3 separate regions of the Homo sapiens genome follow, and regions 1 and 3 are each linked to region 2. Evidence: chromatin loops called from intact Hi-C (ENCODE). Cell type or tissue: PC-9. All regions are shown on one strand. Each heading gives the region's core, and the rest is flanking DNA. Links, peaks and the distances in the headings are about the cores only.

Evidence for each region. Hi-C counts contacts between places; a loop is a spot of excess contacts. Peaks named below come from ENCODE experiments on the same cell type or tissue, not always from the same donor. Only the 100,000 strongest peaks of a DNase experiment are listed, where the experiment ranks them.
Region 1: it touches region 2 in a loop (2.6-fold over the local background); 9 of 110 quality-filtered maps call a loop at or near these places.
Region 3: it touches region 2 in a loop (2.9-fold over the local background); 13 of 110 quality-filtered maps call a loop at or near these places.

The regions. Positions count from the first base shown.
Region 1 is chr6:71,497,005-71,502,107 of GRCh38, forward strand. No RefSeq gene overlaps it. Among named protein-coding and RNA genes, the nearest start is that of LINC01626, 79 kb to the left of the region's middle. In PC-9, for the core only: no CTCF peak of the experiment used is centred there; a DNase peak (open chromatin) is centred at 1,827.
Region 2 is chr6:71,417,489-71,422,591 of GRCh38, forward strand. It overlaps LINC00472 (long intergenic non-protein coding RNA 472), which reads right to left and starts at 3,257. Exons shown (of 3, transcript NR_121614.1): 1 at 2,578-3,257. LINC01626 (long intergenic non-protein coding RNA 1626) reads left to right here and starts at 3,539. Exons shown (of 8, transcript NR_121615.1): 1 at 3,539-3,613. In PC-9, for the core only: CTCF peaks have their summits at 2,702 and 2,912; a DNase peak (open chromatin) is centred at 3,463; H3K4me3 peaks cover 2,500 bases; H3K27ac peaks cover 2,244 bases.
Region 3 is chr6:71,476,779-71,481,881 of GRCh38, forward strand. LOC105377853 (a long non-coding RNA gene) reads left to right here. Exons shown (of 4, transcript XR_942683.3): 4 at 2,468-2,734. Among named protein-coding and RNA genes, the nearest start is that of LINC01626, 58 kb to the left of the region's middle. In PC-9, for the core only: no CTCF peak of the experiment used is centred there; a DNase peak (open chromatin) is centred at 2,243; H3K27ac peaks cover 2,159 bases.

The DNA of each region.
Region 1 (5,103 bases), core at 839-3,338, 79 kb after region 2:
GAAACAGGAGAAATATTTGCATGAGAAAGGAATGATTTGTGAGGAAGAAATGACCTAAAGATGAGTTGGAAACTACTGGAACTTACAAGGCTCATCAGCTTCTAGGGGGTTCCTCCTTGACCCTATCTTTAAATGAAATTTTAATATAAACAAAATGTAAAAATTAAAAATAAAACAAAATATTTAAAAATACGTGTACAATTTTGGTCAAGAGAGATGTTAAGGTAGGTAGGAAACTTAGCAAGAAAACATGGTTATATTTAACTGGATTAGAATGAAGGAATATATATATATGTGTGTGTACATATATACATATATAGTCATGCATTACTTAACAATGGGGATACATTTTGAGAAATAAATCATGAGGTGATTCCACCACTGTGCAAACATCATAGAGTGCTTACACAAACTTAGATGGTATAGCCTACTACATGCCTATATGGCATAGCCTATTGCTTCTAGGCTATAAACCTTTGCAGCTTGTGTCTTTACTGAATACTGTGTGCAATTGTAACACAGTGGTAAGTTTTTAATATGTAAACATATCTGAATATAGAAAAGGTAGTGCAAAAATACAGTATTATAATCTTATAGGACCAATAATCTTACAGGAACACCGTCGTAAAAGAGGCCCATCATTAACTGAAATGTCATTATGCAGTGCATGACTGTGTGTGTGTATTTGTGTGTATTTGAAGACATATCTTATACAAAACAATGGATTGGGAAAAATATATGCAGTCAGAATGCCATCAGAAGACATGTAAGTGATATTCCTAATGTACAAATGACTACTAAAAGAAGTTGTAAATAAAGAAAAGAAAATGGGCCACAAACATTGTATTTTCACTAGTGAATCAAGGAAATGAAAAATATAAGAAAATTAGATGGAATATTTCACACACCAGATAAGCAAAAATTTAAAGAAGAAAACACTGTCCAACATTAGTGAAGTAGGCCCTCTACTTAGCTGCTGGGAGTGTGACTTGCTCAAACCTTTTTAGAAATTAAACTGGAAATGGCTATTACAATTTAAAACATCATACACTTTTATTTAGCAATCCCAATTGAGGAATTACCAGTACATAAACACATGTCTATTAAAGGGTTTATTACTTATAAAGTAAAAGCTCTGTAATAAACAGGTGATTTTTCAGGTGGCAAAAACCTGAAAACAAGTTGAATGTTCATTACAGAGGGAATAGTTGAATAAATTATGATATGGTAATAATATGGGACATTATAGATCTATTAAAAATAATGATGGCCGGGCACGGTGGTTCACGCCTGTAATCTCAGCACTTTGGGAGGCCAAGGCAGGCGGATCACAAGGTCAGGAGTTCGAGATCAGACTGGTCAACATGGTGAAATCCCATCTCTACTAAAAATACAAAAATTAGCTGGGTGTGGTGGCATGTGCCTGTAATCCCAGCTATTCAGGAGGCTGGGGCAGGAGAATCGCTTGAACCCAGGAGGTGGAGGTTGCAGTGAGCCAAGATTGTACCACTGCACTCCAGCCTGGGCAACAGAGCAAGACTCCATCTCAAATAAATAAATAAAATAAATAAAAATAAAAATAATGAGATTTTGATGCATTATATAGGATGGTTAGTTTTGAGTGGCAGGACTCTGAGATTCTCCTGGCTTTCCCCAAATCACAATCTGGAGGAGAAAAGAGGGGCTTCCTCTTCCTGTCTCAAAAGCTATGCCTACCAAGCCTCACCCTTCCCATCCATACACAGAAATTTTTCTCTCAGTATCCAGTGGCCATGATTGGGACATTAAGTCTCTGTTTCAGGCCCAGTGTGGTGACTCACACTTGTAATCCCAGCAGGTGGAATGTGAAAAGGTGAGGCAGGAGGATCACTTGAGCCCAGGAGTTGGAGGCTGCAGTGAGCTATGATCACACCACTCACTCCAGCCTGTGCAACAGAGCCAGACCCTGTCTCTAAAACAAAACAACCAACAAGCCTGAGCTTCAGCAGCATTAGTGGTGGGAAATCAGGCCTTCCTATGGCATCTTCCCAGTGGGAGGTAACTTTCGCTGTGTGGTTTGAGGGACAAATCAACAGGGCACCCAGGAAGGTCTGTCCCATCCTGGTTTGAGAAGCCCCACTGTGCCCTCATCCAAAAGGAAGATCCAAGTACACACTTGGCTTGGGTTCTCCCCACTCCAGTTATCTTCTGGTTTCAGTCAGGCTGAGTGCCTGGCATTAATTAGGTACCCCAAATCTATTGCTTTTTCCTTTCATCTCATGCTTTTTAAAACTATTACAAAACTATATATATATTTTAAAAAACTGTTAATGTTAATTGAATATAAGATCCTAATGAGTTTAATTTGGTTATATAGTTATTTTAAGGTAGTGGAAATACAAAATGACACCATAATTTTAAAAACTGGTGGAAGGGTCAATAAGTCATCTGGCCTTATTTGGTTAGAATGCTCAAACAGAGAATTTGTACCTGAAAACATAAAGTGTAATTTAAAAAAAAGCCAAAAAACAATTTTAAGTAAATATAGTAGACTTTATAGAGATTTCCATGGACTGATAGCTACCAACAACATTAACACTAGCTATTTTTGCTCAAAACATTTTATCAAAGTATCTTTCATACCTGTGTGTAGGTTGTATAAAATCATAATTACTATTAAGGTCATATCTTCTCATATATATCTTAGAATTTAAAGTGATATTAATAAGCTGGATAATTTCCTTTAGGTAATAAATTTAACTTCAAAGAACATTTAGTGGCTTCAAATAAGAGTCTTCCTTTTAGGACATTGATTTGTCACTGTTCCAAAGTATGTGATGTTGACTTTGAAGGCAATTCCAAAAGAGGAGTTTCCAAAAATATTTGGACAATGATAACATCAATCAAATTAACCCACAGCCTCCCAAGATGACTACTTAGACTGAAACAACATTCATTTAAATGCAAAACTCTGGCATGTTTGTTAAAAATTAGTAACAATATATAATCAGACTCGAGAGAGAGTGAAAGAAAATAATTGGAAGTGGCTGGGCATTGTGGCTCATACCGGTAATACTAGCATTTTGGGAGGCTGAGGTGGGAAGACCACTCGGGCCTAGGAGTTCAAGGTTGCAGGGAGCTATGATGGCACTCTGCACTCCTGCCAGGGTGAGAGAATGACACCCTGTCTCTAAAACAAATAAACAACAAACAAAAGAAAGAAAGAAGGCAGTTGAAACAATTCAGGAGTGGGGAAGCTTCCACCTTCATGTGGTGAGGCATCAAAAATTTTAATGGTTTCTGCTGTTAAAATCTCCATTTTTCTGGCCTTGTTCTAAAATACTAGGGACTATGTTTCTATTTTTATTTATTTCTATGCTTACATTTTCAGGCCAGCAGTTAAATTCCTTTATTTGTTCATTTTTACGTCATTTCAAATAGAGTGTTTTAGGCAAAACTCCTCTCTAATTTTATTCCATAAAGTTGCTCTCTTCTTGAGAGTCCATAATTATAGTTTCAGGGCAGATAATGTTTTTCAATAAAGATTAAAATGAGTATTTTTTTCAGGTTTCCACCCTGGGCTGCTGTGTGTCCTACAACTCCAGGGGTAGGCTTGCCTTGCTCTTTTCAGATGACCCTGCACACACCACTTACTCCCAGTACACACAAATGGTACTCCCTGGGCCTGGGGATGCAGTAGCTTTGTCATACCTAATGTTATTTGTTGTGCTATATGTTTCAATCTTTAAAGCCTGAGATCCAAAGGGGAGCTTGCATAGCCATAATTATAATTTTTATATGGTTCTAAATACTTTGTCCACGATACTTCGAAAGTGATGTTCATGCCTAATGAGATTATTGTAAATAAATTATATTTTATTTTTACAGAAGAGTATGTTATTTATAAAATATGAAGCTAGAAAAAGATGCAACTTATTTTCAAAAAGATATATCAAGGAGAGCAAACGTGGAGCACAGATGTCAATCAGGGAGTCAGGCAACTTCTTCATTGATTGCTTCATGAAAACACATAGTGTTTAGAGGATTTCTGTCCAAGTAAAGCCATTTAATAAATAACTCCTATCCCAGAAATAGTGTTCAGAAATCTCCATTCTGATTTTCAATAGTCCCCAGCTTCTCTTGCAGTTCAGTTGGCCTAGATGAATGCTCCACCAATGACCACAAGCAGAGGAACAAAGCGAGCTTCAGACCAAGGCTGCTAACGGTCTCAATAGGTTCCCTCCATGTCTCTTCCCTGCTGTAGTAGCCCAGGAGACTCTATGCTCCAGACTTTGTTGCTCCAAGATGAGGAAAGGCTTCCTGACAGAATCAGACCGTGATGTGAGCTGATCTAGAATAAAACCTTTGTTGGATTACTCTACTGAGATTTGAGGGTCAATTTGAGACCATTAAGGCCCAGCCCATCCTAAGATAACAAAATATATGGTATTTGTAGATAGGGTATTTGATCAAATTATTACAAAACAATATGATCTGGGAAAACATGATCCATGTCCCCTTTAATTCTCTGCCTTTAGAGATTGTTGTGTAGTGTGTTTCACTTCAGGGATTTATTAAATAATCTGTGGAATGGGTACGTAACTACAAAATATACTATATATTGCACCACTTTCAAAGAAACATGGTATAATAAAATATCCAGCATTTTAAATTATATGGAAGAGAATTCACTTTACCATATATCTTAGGTTCTAAGTCACACCTGATTCCACATCTTAACCCTCTAACATTCAGATACATCTTACACACAATAGCATCTTAGATTTGATGAAAGATTTTATTTTTTAGCACTTGGAAGCACATTTAGATCCTCTATAACCTTCAGTTTATTATTATATAACTAGATTATCATTAACCTGTAATAATACTTGTTAACAGAGTGTCACACCATGATCTTTTTAAGTTGCAACAGCTACCGTAAAGCTGTTTCTTATACCTGTTCTGAATGTTCCATCCTGACTAACTCTCCATTTTTTGGAGTTCCGATCCTATCACGTGTTTCTTCCATTTTTACCCTTGCTTTTCACATGAGACTTTGCCCTCTGCATTGCTTTTCCAGCTACAACTTTTGTATCTTAACCACATTCTTTTTAAAATGTGGTC
Region 2 (5,103 bases), core at 1,568-4,067:
TAACACTAATTCTTAAAATTTAGTGTAATTAACTCTCACTTCTGAAGGAGTTCATTAACCCATTTATGCCAGAGGTTGCACATTTTTTTGCGAAAAATCAGACCTTGGCAATGACCTCGAGCCGTAGGATATAAATAACTCCCACAAGCTCAGCATTCCAATAATGGAACACTAGGCATAAATGGGTTTTATGAACAGAAATTCTAGGTTCTGTTCACAGACATTCTGATTATGTAAATGTGGGATGTGCCCAGGATTTTGAAGTTTTGTAAGCACTACAGGTGATTCTGACACAGGTGATCTAAGGACTACACTCTGAGATAAACTGCTGTGATCTCTTACAAGATAGCCCAGCCAGCAAATCTGCACAGAGGAGAACCCATATTCTACAAAAATAGCCTGTTCAAATATCAATGCTAAGTTCTAGGTTGAGTGGTTACTTTGAAATAAGGCCACTAGGCTTTCCAGAAGTTGCCAGGTTTACAAATGGTGAAGTGGTGGGGGGGCGTTAGTATTTTCCTGATGTCACCAAATAGACCCTCAGAGGAATAAGGGCATCTCTCACTGCAGTCCACATTCCACATTATACCTCTTCTACACAAAGTGATTGTCTAGAGTGAAGACCTTCTTGGCAAGATGCTACTTCCAGTGCTTAATTTACATTTGGTGATACACTGACAATAATTTTTCCTCACTGTGGATTTTGATTTCAAAAGGTATACTTTCCTTCATGTAACTAAATTGGTTTATTTCAAGCTATTTTAAAAATGAATTTAAAAACAGCATTCAAGTGAGATATTATGGTTACGATTAGGCCATTTAATTAGACATCCAATCACAATGCAAACAGCTACTGATTATTTAAGAAATATACCTTTACAAACGTTCGTGTTCTTCAAACAAAACTAGGTCATAAAATGTACTACGTTAAATCAATACTGCTATCTTTCTCCTAGAAACCCTATCACTTGTCTTTGTCTCTTTTCAAATGCGTATACCTGTTTTAAAGCATAAACATTTAGGCTAGATACTGGAACTAAGCTCTGTTTTTCTGCCAGTTCTTTCTTTGATACTTTCATTCTCTCCACTAAAGCATGATCATCATTCTCTTTAAGGATGAACAAGATGGACTTTTAATTATTGTCATCTGAGTATTTTATTCAGCAAATATTGGTTGAGTATCTATACTTATGCACTTACTTTTGTAAAACACTTTTGTTGCTATAAGCTCCATGAAGAGAAAATGCCCAGTGGAGTACCTGAAATCTAGAATTCACTCTCATGAAATGGTGAGAAAACTGAAAGACTTTGTCATTTACAGAACAAAATAATTTCTCCTGTATACACTACTGACAAAGTACACATGCATTATTTAAGAGAATTTTGGTTATGAAAAATGTGTGATTTTACTGTTTAGAGAAAAAAATGCAGGTTATCATGATAACCAAAAGTTTACACACCATTGTCTTGCAATACAATCTGTGACGACAATATTTCAATACCATTGCCGGACTAAACCTTTAACATTAATTATTTATCAAAATTATACATGCCACTAACACATCTCAACAAAGAAGATTATGTAAGTGAGCTGCCTTGGCGTCAGTAATACTGAACACAGTAGCTATTTTCAATCCTTCATTAAAATTAGATCAAGATGTACTTGCATTATGTGTTGCTGTTCCTGTAAGGAAGACTTACATTAGTTTTAAGATTTACTTTGGGTATAAGTGACATTTTCCTCTCTTTTTTGACATTTCTTTTTCTTCTTTGTCCCCTCCTCCACTGCCCGCACCCCCCCAACCAAAAAAAGTTTTCAGTATAATACAGAAAACAAAAACACAAACACCTGCCCTGTTCACTCTCTCTTATGCATAATAAATGCTTTGTTCTCCCCCTCAACTGGATCCGGCAGGGATCGCCCGGGGGCACCTGCCACTTCACCCTCAGACTTGGCTCTCTGTCCCCACCCTGGCCCCTAGGATTCCAAATGGTGCAGCAAAATACGACAATCCTAAGGTTCGTAAAATAAGCAATGGATAGTGAAGGAAAGCCTTTAAATGTTAGTGTTTTAAAACATCAGACTTAAAAGTTACTTCTGAGTAGGCTGAAAGGTGAATCCAGGCGCATGTAAACATATCCTGGCCTATCGCTTGATAACTCGCGCACCGTGTTGAGGCCCTAGGAAAATCTCAAAAACGGAGATGTAGTCTAAAAACTGGACGACAGCATAGACCACGTTGCTGTGGCCCCACATATTACCCACGAGAAAAATCTAAGTGGTAAAGTCACTGGTCCAAGGTCAAGCTGAGCCAGTCGCAGGCAGGGCTAGTCCGCGACCTTCTAACCTTTCCATCTCCCACCCAGCCGCGCACAGGCCCTTGGTCGCGCCGGCACCCGAAGAGTTCCCACGGATACGGTTCCCAAGTCAGTGGCATGTCAGTGCCCTTCAAGCTACCGCAATTTTATTTGTTCTCCCCGCCAGCTCCATAAAGTATTAAAGGCTCTCTCCACGACTTCTTCCCAAGCCCAGGTGCCCTAAACCACTTGAGCCCACGGCGCCTAAAGCCGACTCACCCGCAGCCCGAGGTGCGGGAGCCCTCGGACGGACTCCGGCCCGCCCCGCAGTCCCCACCGGCCGCGCTGCGGCCCCGGCTGACGACGAGTCGAGAAAGTCACCCGCGATGACCGCGGACGCGAGGGGCGGGCCGCGTCGCGCCGCCCCGCGGAGGCGCCGCAAACTTTTCCCGGTTCGCAAGTTGCCGGGATCTGCGGCCGCGGACCGACTTCCTTCGCCGGCCACCGGAGGGAGGGGGCGCCCCTACCCCGGGAGGGGGCTGGGCGAGCCGGGAGACGGTCAAGTTGGGGTCGGGGGAGCGCGGGCGCTCCGCACTCTGGGGCACGCGGGGACGAGCCCGGCCGCATTGTCTGCGCGGCCTCGGAACAAGCACGGCCGGCGGTGGCACCGGCGGGCGCGGGGAGGAGTTGCCGTCCCCTTTCGCCGCCGCCGCCCACCGCGTTCTTTGTGTGTCTCTCGCCGCCCTCCAGCCGCTTCGCCGCTCGCCTGACAGCTGATGGGCTCACCGCGCCGGGTCCCGCGTCCTCTCGGCCGCAGCCGGCGGAGCCCGGCCCGGCAGGAGGAGGAGGGGAGAAGAGGAGCGTTGACAGATGCTGTCTTGGAGCGGGCACCGCCGGGGGAAAAGTCTGGACTGCCTCGGCGAGAAGCGGCCGGTAGGCAACCGGCCCCAGCCTCGCATTCGCCTCAAAGACCCCAATTGGCTAGGAGCCCTTCCCTCCGCAGCGGCTCGCGCAGCTCCGCTCTTGCGCCCCGCGCCCGGCTCAGCGGACGGACTAGCGCGCCCGGTCAAGAATCCTGGGGAACCCGCTCCGCCCCCTGGCTCCAGCGCCCTCCAATGATGTCGGCGTACAGAGGGCTGTTCCGCCCAATCAGGTGTCGGAAAGCCCAGCCAGTCCCCGGGAGTGTAGCCAATAGAAGGCGACTCCGGCAACACACCCGCCCTGATCCACTAGGAACAAACCGCTCCGAGCCCGGGTGGTGGGACCGATCCTGGAGCCCAGATCAAGCCAAGTCCGGCCAAAGCTGTGTCGCAAAGTAAGAATCTGAAGACAGGTCCGGTGCTTAAATGACTATTATTCTAAAGAGTTGAAGATGGGAACGGTGGACGCACAAAATCTTTACCCTCGGCTTAAAACGCCTTTTCTGGCAAAAGTTTGTGTATGAAAGAAAGCTGAACAAACACGTTGTAGCACTGTTTAAGTGAAGGCCTTTCCTTTTAGAACACTGCTTTACAATGCCTAATCAGCCGGCGCTCAGGTTGGTGCATTCAGAGACCCGAGCGTTTGTGTTCCTAATAAGTTTGCTAGAATGTCAGGTAACTGAAGCAGGTTAGTTTCTATCCTGCCCCAAAACACAGACTGTCACTGGCACCACCATGTTGTGGTTTTTTCCATGAATGAAAATATAAGAGTTCTGTATGTAAATCATCTTTATTGTGAACTTTATTTCTATAATAAAGTCACACAAACTATCTTTAGTGGAAGTTGGATGAAATACCGGAAAAGAAGAATGTAGAGATAGATGATAGATATGTAGGATATCTCTATCCATCTGCCACCCATCTATCTATCAAGAAAGGACTTGAGTAAAGCACTGGCTATAAACGACTGTACCTTTTGATCACAGGACCTTACAAATAATAGGCACACTAGTTATTTGTTTATTTGATTTGAATAGGATGACTCATTTGTTACTGTTCATATGAAGTTTATAAACTTCATTGAGTTGTTTACTGAAAGTGGACTACACCATGACGAAAACAGTATTTGGCAACACATATTTGCATCTTTTAAAATAAAATTACACTTATTTGTACTTCAAATAGTTACGTCAGTTTATTTCTTCGGGTAATAAACTGTGCATTTAAAAATTTTTGTACACATGTGGCATGTTCCTTCTTTATAAATTATTTTGATGACCAAATACATTTTTTAAAGGGTGATCTGTACAATGAACGGAAAGAAGAGAGAGATCTCAAACAAGAAAAATATGGCTATATTACCTCCTTGCTTTCGTGATTGAAACTCACCATGACTTACCACATTAAGTTCGGGGGATAACATGACCCCTGAAATAAAGTTTTATCAACAGATCCAGGTTCTGGATTGACCTTGAGCCAATCTCTTAATGACTAACTCTGTTACAAGAGAACAATACGCCTGGCTCTACCTGCCTCCTTGGGGTGCTGTAAGATCCCTCCAAGATAGTGTTTGTCAAGCACTTTGCTTTCTGTAAAATACTGTGCCAAGTGCAGAACAGTCTTAAATGTGTTATTATTCTCTGTTTATTATCAGAACATTAATATTTCCTCGACTGCACATTTTTTCAACTGAAGTATATTTTTGAGCCCATCAGTTTTCTCTCAAAATAGATCTGAATGAAACTCCTGCCTGTTCATTCTAGATCAAAGCAGTACTTTCAGGGTTTCTTTCTCTTTTTTAATGAAGAGGATGTTAGAAGAGAAGAATACTGAGGAAAGAATTCTGGATGGAAAACGTTCGAGAAATTTTATTCACTCTTAGTGT
Region 3 (5,103 bases), core at 1,224-3,723, 59 kb after region 2:
TAAACAAATTAAATCAGTGTATAAAAACAGGTAAAATCAAAGCTTCTCCGAGCCCAGATGTCCAGATTCTCATCTGCTAAGAGTCTCTTTTATCAATGGTCCCTATCCTGTGACAGGTATAACAGAACTCCAAAGCTCCATGGAACCTAGCTCTAAAGCCTATGATTTAATCCAAGCTTTCAATGGCTGGAGAGATAAAGTGACTTAGCCAAGGTCACTCCTAACTTCTGGATTCGCATTTCTCTGACCTGCTGAGTCAACCTGAAGTGAGCACCAAAAATATTTTAGCAAGCACTTACTTGTCATTCTGTAACATTTTTCCACTGGCTTACCCTGGCTGTTCTACTCCTAAAGATAATCAAGTACTTTCTCAGTGACTTTGGCTACAGTGGAAGCAGGACTAGCCAAATCAACACTGTGGGGTAGTGCCCACCTTCCAGAACCAGCTTTGGTTAGAAAAGGGAGGGGATGATCATAGGATTTACGGCACTAAAAATGAGAACCACTTTTCACTGAGGGTAAGCAGTGCACACACACTGTGGGATGCTTGTCTAGGTTCAGAAATAACCTCCTGAAAGCCTGACCTCTCTCACTGCCAGAGTGCAGTGTGTGGGGGCCAAATAAGAACATTGCAAACTTTGTATCTCCACTGTATTTGTCTGAAGGTGTGGAAAATTACCCTGCTTGCCTGGGCCACTCAGACTGTCTTTGTTAAACAATCTCACAAGCTCTGTAGAGAGTGGTTAGATAGTGAATTCACTGGAGATCCTTATACTTTTATTAAGACTCACCTCTTATTTACTATCAAGGAAGGTAACGATTGGGGCCACTTGAATATGAAGGCTGTATGTTGCACTACTTCTGAGTCCAGAAGAGCCATTAAACTAGGAGCAGTTTAGGTTAAATTGACTGTCACAACAAAGTCAATGTCACAACAAAGAGACAGATAGGGGAAAGGAGAACTAAGGTTTATTGAGCAGCTACTTTGCAACACTCACTCTTCTAATATATTTCCCCTACTAGTTCTGCAATTCCCCAAGTACTTGTGGTCCTGAGTTAAGGCATTAAAAATCACAGTTAAATGCAAATGTTATCAAAGCACCTTATTGCATCCAGCCCAGCTTAGTTAAATAGCACCAATATCCACCCAGTTGCTGAAGCCAAAATCTTAGAGTTATCCTTGATTCTCTCCATCCATTCATATAATTTATTATTAAGATGCATCAAATCCACCTTAAAACATCCCAAATCTGCCTTCTTGCCTCCATCATGATGACCTCTCACCTGGGTTGCTACGGTGCCTTTCTACTTAGTCCATTTGCTTTACACACTTTATGAATACTTATAATAACCCAGTATGAGAGCCACTATTACAGCCCTGTGAAACACAAGTATCAGGAGCACAGAGGATCAGGATCACAGACCTATAGCTACCTGGGTATTAGGTCTGTCTGGCAACACTCACTGCAGAGTCACTTAATAGAATTTTGAAAGAAGTTAAGTAATGTTAGTCATTTTGAAATTCACAATTCACAGACTATAAAGAGAAATAAGAGTTCATAAGACTGCCTTGTCTATGTTCCTCAAAACACTACAATTTAATCAAAGGCAAAAAAAATACCACTTGAAGGTCCCAGCTTGCTAATGTATTGTTAAATAAATTACCACCTTTGAGGACTAAGCCAAATGTGCAATTTGTAAGCCAAATGTAGCACTTTTTTTTTTCCAGGATGAGTGGGTCAAAATACATCGGTAATTAGAACAAAAGAAAACTTCAGTGTTTCTAAAATACAACTGAGTGAATTCCCCCAAATTAAGTTATATTATTTATTTTGAGGAAATAACAAACTGTAGCTAGCTATCGAGCAAACTTTTTCTATATGCATCTAGTAGCTAATGTTTCCAAAGGAAGGAAATAGTTATGAATATTGTATGAAATGTTTTGCTCTGACACTCTGATATTCTGAAGTCCTTATACTAATCACTACTTGGTACTGCTCTATTTATGTCTGTTGTCTCAAAGTGGTGGAAAAGTGGCCTGTAGGAATGAGGAAAACTGATGTACAAAGTGAGGAAGGAAATTTTAAATACAAAGCAATTTCACTAATAAAATGCTCAAGCAGTCTAGAGTAATTTGGGTACTTGGTGAATCATTGCTTAGCAATTCATGAATACTGTGGGTGCTTGGAATTCAATTCCATTGTCCTCTATCTGAATTGCTATGAAAAAGGTCACATGAGAAGGAAAGGAAGTTTTGACTTTCACATGCCTGTTATTGCTAAGGAAACCACTTCCTCAGTATTCACATATTCAGCATGTCTCTAGTTTTGGCTTCCATACAAATTACATCTTGGTGTTGCATTAAGAAACAAACAAGGGTGGAGAATATTTTAAAAACTCAACTCAACTATGATATGTTCACAGAACAAAAAGAGGAGCCCTTTTAAACGCCCTTTCTTTTCTGAAGTTCTCTAGGTATGCCTGGATGGAGCCTCTAAGACCTAACAGGATGTCTGAGATTCCAGGGAAGTGGCCTGTGATCTGTCAGTAAACAAATAAGAAGCTAATACAGCTTTGTTGTGTTTTCTGATTGGCATGGTTCTGAACTATCTCCTACTTGTAGTTGCAGACAAAGAAACAGGAGATGAATTACCATGTTCTAGGACTTTGTGTTCCTTTCCAATTCAAACTGCAATAAGAAATAAAAATGGTTAGGCTTCCAGTGTGTAGATTATATAACGTGTCTCCTCTCTTTTGTGGTTTTGTCTTGTTTTGTTTTTTGTCTTTTAAAGAGAAAAATGAATAAAATGAAGGGATATTTTAGAATGACTGGCTCCCTCAATGGGCCTTATTGCAAGTACAGCTGAACCCTGGCTCTTTTGGTTCAAGAATATCTTTACTATTTGACGGTTTCATTGTTTTTATTTATATTTCTATTTTTGACCCAAACAGAAAGATCTTGTATAAGCTACCTGTTTATCCATTGTAGAAATGCAACTATTTTCAATTCTCCCTGCTGCTGAGAATAATAATGAGGATCCAGAAGATCACAATTCTGAGATATCTGAGATTTATCTGCCTGAATAGCCTGGTTCTCTCTCCCAGCATTAGGATTTATAGTTCATCTTCTGCCTTTTTGTTTTCAAACTTGTTCATGAATCATAGGTTCAGAACAAAACTGTACTATTATTAAGAGCAATCTGCAAACAACTACTCTATAGTGAACTTATAACAGAAGAGTGCTCATTTGATATTACATGGTGGCAACTATGAAAGAGGCAACTGTTAGTTATAACAAAGCTGGAAGGGATAGGATTAGGTGAATATTTGGGAAATTTTATACTAACAGAGTTAATATCAAGTGGACACCTAAAACATTTAAAATGCATGGCCTTAGAAATCATGAATTTAATTTTGATTTTTAGTATACAAGAAAGGAATATATTTATAGATTCATAGAGGAAATACAGAAAGAAACTTAGTTATTAATTTATTTATGATCCTCTATGCATATGCCCCAGATATTGCACCAAAGCACTCTATTTCTGGGTTGAGTCTATGAAAAATTTGTAACCACGATTGTACATCTTGATTTCATTATGAACTGGGATGATGATAATCATGATGATGATAATGATGATGATGATATTTCTGTAGTAATAATAATAGCTAATGTATATTGAGAATTTACTAAGAACTAGTCATTGGGGTGAGCATTTTACATATACCATCTCATTTAATCCTCACAACAACCCTGTGAGATTGGTACTATTATCCCTGATCTTCATAAGAAGAACTGAGGCTCAGAGAGGTTAAATAAATGCTTAAGTTCACTCATCTAGTAAGCAACAGGGATAAGATTTGAAAACTGGTGGTCTCTCCCCAGAGTCTGACTTCTTAATCATTAGGTGTCTGTAAAGAGAAGGCCTTTCACATAGACTAATTTGAGATGCCAAAAGGCTAAAGGAAGGAAAGGATCCCACCCCTTCCTGCCCCAGCAAGTGCATGTGTATTGCTTGTATGTGATTGTTTTGAACTTAAAGAGGCAGATACCACAGTCCTCTGGATAGGGAAGGGGTTATCCCCAGCATCATTCATTCAAGAAAGGGGATGCCTTGAGTAAGAGAAAGAGGGAGAATTTGAACACCAGGCTAGATGAAAGGAGAGGTCTTGGACTGAGTGTTTGGACGGTGGATGTGCTAAGATAACAGGGACTCCCAACACCCCACTATCTCCACCTCCTGAGGAAGGATAAGGAATTTAAAAGAGATCTATAGTGGACAGAAAGTTGGGGAAAAGTTATGTCTCGGTAAACTAAAAAATTGAGTTTCATGGTATGTCTTACATCTGTTTCATATTTAAATGTTCATGCTGTGTCAAAGACATGCTCAAAGATACCAAAGGAAGAGTCATATTTGGATCAAGCATTAAAGGAAAATCAGGATTTCCCCTTCCTTCTTGCTCTTTGGGCCAAAGAGAAGATTTTGCCAAGTGGAGGGGTGAATCTAGCAGGAAAAGGTCATATCACCTCATGCCATTGAGGAGGTCCAGCTTTCATTGCCAAATTCAGAAAATCAGTTTTGCTTTCTTTCTTTTTTTTTTTTTTTTAAAGGAAGGAAACATTCTCCTCTCAGCATTTCAAAAGTATTTCCCCTACTATTTCTGCAATCTCCTAAATATTCATGTTCCTGCTAAAGACATTAAAGGCCACAATTAAATGCAAATGTTATCGAAACACCTTAGTTGACATTTAGCCCAGCTTAGTTAAACGGCACCAATTTCCACCCAGTAGCTGAAGCCAACGTCTGAGAGTTATTCTTGATTCCCTCATCTTTTCATTCCATGTGTCAATAAGATGTGTCAAACCCACCTTAAAACATCCCAAACCTGTCCTCTTCTCGCCATCATTCCAACCTCTTACCTGGGCTGCTGCAGTGCATTTCTCCTGGGTCCATTTCCTTCCACACTTGCCCCCTCTTAATTCATTCTCCACACTTCAGTTAGGGTGAACTTTTTACAACTTAATAAAATCATATCCCTCTGGTGCTCAAAATCCTCTAGTGTTTTCCCATTTAGAATAAATCCCAAACTCCTTACCCTAGC